2 separate regions of the Homo sapiens genome follow, and region 1 is linked to region 2. Evidence: read pairs that join two places in POLR2A ChIA-PET (ENCODE). Cell type or tissue: PC-9. All regions are shown on one strand. Links, peaks and the distances in the headings refer to the core of each region. The heading gives the core; the rest is flanking DNA.

Region 1 (2,915 bases), core at 131-2,630, 460 kb before region 2:
CCATGTTACTAATGAGAAAACTGAGGCTTAGAAAAATAAAAGTCTAACAGCCAGTAGAGAGGTAGACCTCAGATTTTAAGAACATACACTTGCTGTCTGCCAATCCAGGAAGGACTAAACTGGAAAGAGCTCATCTTCGAGAACTTATAATGTATAAAACGTCAACCTAAATTTTTTTGTTGTTATTAATATTTTAGTGCTTAGAAAAAGAACTGTTCCTACATGAAACAGTAATTCTTACAATATTGTTTAGCAAGTAATCTTAACTTTGAACAAGAACGTTTAAAAATAAATATATTGTTGGGTGAGCAGGAAAATCACTTTAAAATGTTGTAGAATAATCTTCCAATATTGTTCCTTTCACCCATCCCTCAAACTACACTAATGAACATTTTTTTTCTCCCAGTATTTGCTCTTTCTCAGCAATGCAAACATAATTTTCATGACTGTTTTCCATTATGACACATACTGTACATTTCCAACGACATAAATGACGTTCGATGATTTTTTTTCCCATCTCTAGCTCTCTGCTGGTCAATTAGTCTATCAACTAACACATATTTATCTCAACATCTGAGACACATAAGGAGTATCTTCATTCCAGATCACTGATAGTAACCTGAGAAGGAAAGAACGACCTACAATTAACGGTTCAAACTCTAGCATACAAAGTTAAAATACTGATTAAGGCCAGACGTGGCAGCTCCCGTGTGTAATCCCAGAATTTTGGGAGGCCGAGGTAGACGGATCATTTGAGGTCAGGAGTTTGAGACCAGCCTGGCCAACATGGTAAAACCCCGCCTCTACTAAAAATACAAAAAAAAAAAAAAAAAAAAAAAATTAGCTGGGCATTGTGGCAGGCACCTGTAATCCCAGCTACTTGGGAGGCTGAGGCAGCAGAATCACTTGAACCTGGGAGGTGGAGGTTGCAGTGAGCCGAGATTGCACCACTGCAATCCAGTCTGGGTGACAGAGTGAGACTCCATCTCAAATAAATAAATAAATTAAATTAAATACCAGTTAAATACCAGTACCCACACTTGAGTCCACGAGTTTGAAACCAGCCTGGGCAACACAGCATGATCCCATCTCAAAAAAAAAAAAACAAAAAAAAAAACAAACCAGTATCCATAGTTAAGTGCCAGTTAAAAGACTTACATGTTCTTGAAAATACAAATGAGGATGTGAAGCTGTTATCTCTAAGGAAAACCACCAAAATTAACAGCAAATAGCCAGAAAACCATGTAGAGAAGCATGTAATTTTGTTATGGAGCAGAAGACAAGGGATCATTAAAGCACTTAAGCTATTTTATAATAGACTCCTCACTTACGTTTTTCGTCATCAGCATGCACCAGAGATGCTGCCCTGGACAAAACATCCAATGGCGTCTCCATTCCTGGTTGGAGCCTAAGAGGAAAAAATAAAAGGGGAAAAAATAATTTAAACAGAATTCAAAAGACTCTTAGAATCCTAGTCATTAACAGAATGAGTCCTCAACCAAATGCAAATCATTCTTCTAAGGATGAAATTCTTCCCACATGAGGAAACAGAATGGGCTTGGTTCAGGGAGAGAGAAAAGGGTTAAACTCCATTTAGTCTACTAAGCTAAACTTTGCCAACTACAGGAAGCAGCTGATGTAGGAACTAAAAGAAGGGATATTGTGAATATTCATGCCCATGTTATTTGGTGCTTATGTTTATGTGCATGCATAACATGCCTGTATAAACATGCCCAATAAAAGAAAGGTTTTCAGAACAACGGCTGCTCTATGAACACAGCATCACTACCAGTGAGGTGGTGCAGCTTAACACACGCCACGTACTCATGGAAAGCTGTGTGAGAAACCCACTGGTAGGTTAATTGATATTTTAAGTCCAATAAGAATCTTTATGTTAAAACGTCATGTTTTGTATAATGGTATATTATATAATCACCACCTATCATCAATTTATCTAGCATCATGTTTTTTAATAAGACTGGATTTTTATTGTTGTTTCCTTAAATTACAGCATACTATAAAAGCTAAAACAGCAAAAGATTTAAAGCTCGAGGAAAGCCCTGGAAAACCAGAATGCTTTTTACCCAGTTTCCCTTTTCTGGGTTATTTAAACACACACACAGTTACTGGCACACACACCCTACTAGCTCACCAGCTGAGAAAAACAACTCCTTAACTGTACCACTTTACAGACACTTGGAATTTATTCAGCATTCTTCAACACTTATGGAGTACCTACTACGTATGCACCGGTCACAACATGTGGCAGACCAGCTTTTCTTTGTAATATTCATACCTCAGGCCTCCAAAGAAACACTGATCCACGAGGCATGGTAGCTCACGCCTGTAATCCCAGCACTTTGGGAGGCCAAGGCGGGCAGATCACTTGAGGTCAGGAGTTCAAGACTAGCCTGGCGAACATGGTGAAACCCCATCTCTATTAAAATTACAAAAAATTAGGTCGGGCGTGGTGGCTCACGCCTGTAATCCCAGCACTTTGGGAGGCCGAGGCGGGCAGGTAACCTGAGGTCGGGAGTTTGAGACCAGCCTGAACAACATGGAGAAAACCCATCTCTACTACAAATACAAAAAAATTAGCCGGGTATGGTGGCCCATGCTTGTAATCCCAGCTACTCAAGAGGCTCAGGCAGGAAGATCGCTTGTACCCGGGAGGCAGAGGTTGCGGTGAGCCGAGATCGAGCCATTGCACTCCAGCCTGGGCAACAAAAGGGAAACTCCGTCTCAAAAAAAAAAAAAAAAAAAAAAGAAAAAAAGAAAAGAAAAGAAAGAAACATAGATCCCTGATCATGCAATATGACTTCATTCAGTAAACGTTAAATATCTACAAGGAGCTCCAGGCGGGAAAAATAAACAAAGCCCAGTAGCTGCCTTCGAGGAGCTTTCAATCTGCACGG
Region 2 (2,915 bases), core at 211-2,710:
TCCACTTCAGTATCTAGACCCAAGGATTACTGAGCCAGGCCACCTGAAAGCTACCAGCCCTCCCAGAACACAGACTCCACTTTCTCCATCAGCCTTAGGGGCTACACATCCCAGCCTGCCCCCATGTACCTTTATCTGTTTGATTTCATACCGGAGCATTTTTTCAGTGTCAGCAGGGTCTGCACTGGCCGGAACTACCTTCTCACTGGAGATTTTGGCCCGAATCACTGCATAGGAAGAGAAAAGAGGGAACCTTCAGCAGCTGGTGGGGGCAATACACCTGAGGTCTGGATGATCCAGGGTCCATGAAGAAGTCTATAGGGCAGTTCTTGGTTTTGGTGTGGCTGGGTTGTGAGCAACGTGATGTGTGAGAAGGGGGACCTGGAAACACCTCCCCTGCAGTCACTGGAAGTTCCAAACCCCTCAGGCTTATTAGGTCCTATAACCGCTAAGCTGTTTCTGCCTTTTGAACCAGTTAGTCTGGAGAGCTCTAGTTCTCCATAGCCGTTTGTGCAGTGGGGCACAGGGTAGGAGTCAGAGTAGAGAAGGGAGGAGGAGCCCCTTCAGGGCAGTCGGTGTGAAGTTTATCTATTGCTGTGGTCAAGGCCTCTCATCCCGCCTACAGTTGATATTAGTAAATGTTTATTGAATTCATAAATGTTCTGACCCTGCACTGAGGTATTGCATCTCTTGCCATTTGAGCATTAATAACCAAAAACTGTTGATGATGTTCTTCCTCTGTGCCTGGCCTTGCACTAGGCACTAGGCCCATAGATGTGATTAAGACAGGGTCCCCATCCTGCCGAGCTCTTGATCTAGTGGAGTGCACACGTGTAAAGAACAACAGCACAGCATAGTAGGAGCGCTAAGACGGTTAGAGATGCTGAGGCGGCACCAAGGAGCCCGGGAGCCTGCAGAGAAGGGGAGAGACCTAAGTTAGCCCTTGAAGGATGAGTAGGAGTCTGCCAGGAATTTAAGGGTGTGAGGGAGGGCATTCCAGGCAGAGGGAAGAGAAAGGACAGAACGTGTGTGTTGCCATAGGGGCTTGGTGGCAACCTCAGTTATAGGCCTGGACAGACACGGGTAGTTACAATGCAAGCCCTCTCCCCTCCCCTTTCTGTCCCCAGTCTAGTAGTTCAGAATAATCATCAGATAGCTCCGGTGACACCTTGTGTAATGACACTCCATAATTGCAGTATGGCCGGAGTGAGGGAGGTCGCTATGGAAGTCCCTGATGAAATCTTCATTTCCTTATGAATCAGTCAGGTTCTGGGCTTGCAAGGTTGCTATGGCGCCTGGTCCTTCTCCACCCATCAGCCTCAGCAAGAGACAACCGGTAAGAATTTGAGCTCCTCCCTTTTCCTCTGGACTCCTGGTGTACTGCTGGCCAGATACTAATCCCCCACAACCACCCCCTGCTGTGGACCTCGCGGACCTCGGACTCACCAAGTGCCGAGTGGCAGATGTGCTGCTGAGGGTGCGCCGGGGCGCAGCTGCATGCCTCACCCAGCCCCGGGGGCCGCAGCAACGCCAGCAGCCGCAGCAACAGCACCCAGCTTGGCGCGGGCCGAGGGCTCCCAGGCATGACACTGCAGATCCGCGACTGAGCCTGTGAGGTCTGGGGGACTGGACGGCCCCAGCAGGGCTCCTTCCCAAGGCCGTTGTGCCCCTCGCCCCAGGCTTTATGAGGTGGCCCTAAGGGCCAATCCCGCCCCGACGGGCTCCGCCTTCCTTTGGCTCTAGGCCACCCGCGGAGGCAGGACCCGAGGCTCTTCCGACCTGCATACTCAGTAAGATGCAGAGGGAAGCCTGGAAGGAGGCCCTGACCTCTGTTTCCCTGCCTAAGTCATGAAGCGATCTGGAAGCAGAGGGGAAGCACTGGGAGAGGGGATGGTGTCAAGGGCAGAAAGACGGAAAGAGCCACAAAGACAAATGCATGAGGACAGAAAAACTGAGGGCTGTGATTCAGGCAGAAAGAACAAGAGTGAGGAGAGGCACAGACAGAAAGAGTGAGACAGGCAGAGTCCCAGAGAGGCAGACAGAATTACAACAGGCAAAAGAGACAGTGACAGAGAAGGACGGACCCCTTGCTGAGCTGCACGCTGGGAATGAGACGAGCTACTCAGGGCTTCTTTCAGCTGCAGGAAGTGCTTTCAATGCCCTATTTATGAGGCTCCAAAGCAACAGCAAACAGTAATAGAACAGGACAGAGAAAGTTGGGGTGTGTGTGTCTTGGCTCTGTTGCCTGGGGGGTGGGGAGAGATGTCAAAGAAGCAGCCAGTGCTTTAGAAACCCTTTCTCACTCCCAGAGCCTCAGACTCTCCAGATAGCTGGAGACAGCGCTCTTGGTGTACAAAACACAAAGTGTCCCATCACTTAGGGCAAACCTTGGACCTCAAAGCCCTCTCGAGGCCCTAGACTACATTGATTTTTATTGCATGTCCCTTCTCACTGGAGACTCTGTCATGTTCTAGAAGGTGGGACAGCTTAGAAAACAAAGAAGCAGGCTGGGCGTGGTGGCTCACGCCTGTAATCTCAGCACTTTGGGAAGCCAAGGCGGGTTGATCACCTGAGGTCAGGAGTTCGAGATCACCCTAGCCATCATGATGAAACTCCGTCCCTACTAAAAATACAAAAGTTAGCCGGGCGTGGTGGCCTACACCTGTAGTCCCAGGTACTCAGGAGGCTGAGGCAAGAGAATGGCTTGAACCCAGGAGGCGGAGGTTGAAGTGAGCTGAGACTGTGCCACTGCACTCCAGTCTGGGCGACAGAGTGAGACTCCGTCTCAAAAAAAAAAAAAAAAAAAAAAAAGTAAAAGAAAAAACAAAGAAGCAGGGGACTTGGGGGTGACTGTGACCAGAGCCTTGTCTGCTGTTTGGGCACAGTGTTGCAAGCCTCCAAATCCCAAATCTCCA

The links. ChIA-PET counts read pairs that join two places held together with the same protein. Peaks named below come from ENCODE experiments on the same cell type or tissue, not always from the same donor. Only the 100,000 strongest peaks of a DNase experiment are listed, where the experiment ranks them.
Region 1: POLR2A ChIA-PET joins it to region 2 with 11 read pairs; 1 of 35 experiments calls an interaction of 5 or more read pairs at or near these places.

Annotation. Positions count from the first base shown.
Region 1 is chr3:11,701,640-11,704,554 of GRCh38, forward strand. It overlaps a transcript of VGLL4 not described here. Among named protein-coding and RNA genes, the nearest start is that of VGLL4, 59 kb to the left of the region's middle. In PC-9, for the core only: no CTCF peak of the experiment used is centred there; no DNase peak of the experiment used is centred there; H3K27ac peaks cover 176 bases.
Region 2 is chr3:12,157,256-12,160,170 of GRCh38, forward strand. The region is part of intron 5 of SYN2 (synapsin II); the gene reads left to right. It overlaps TIMP4 (TIMP metallopeptidase inhibitor 4), which reads right to left and starts at 1,657. Exons shown (of 5, transcript NM_003256.4): 1 at 1,447-1,657; 2 at 130-227. The coding sequence starts at 1,585. In PC-9, for the core only: no CTCF peak of the experiment used is centred there; a DNase peak (open chromatin) is centred at 1,276; H3K4me3 peaks cover 1,889 bases; H3K27ac peaks cover 2,264 bases.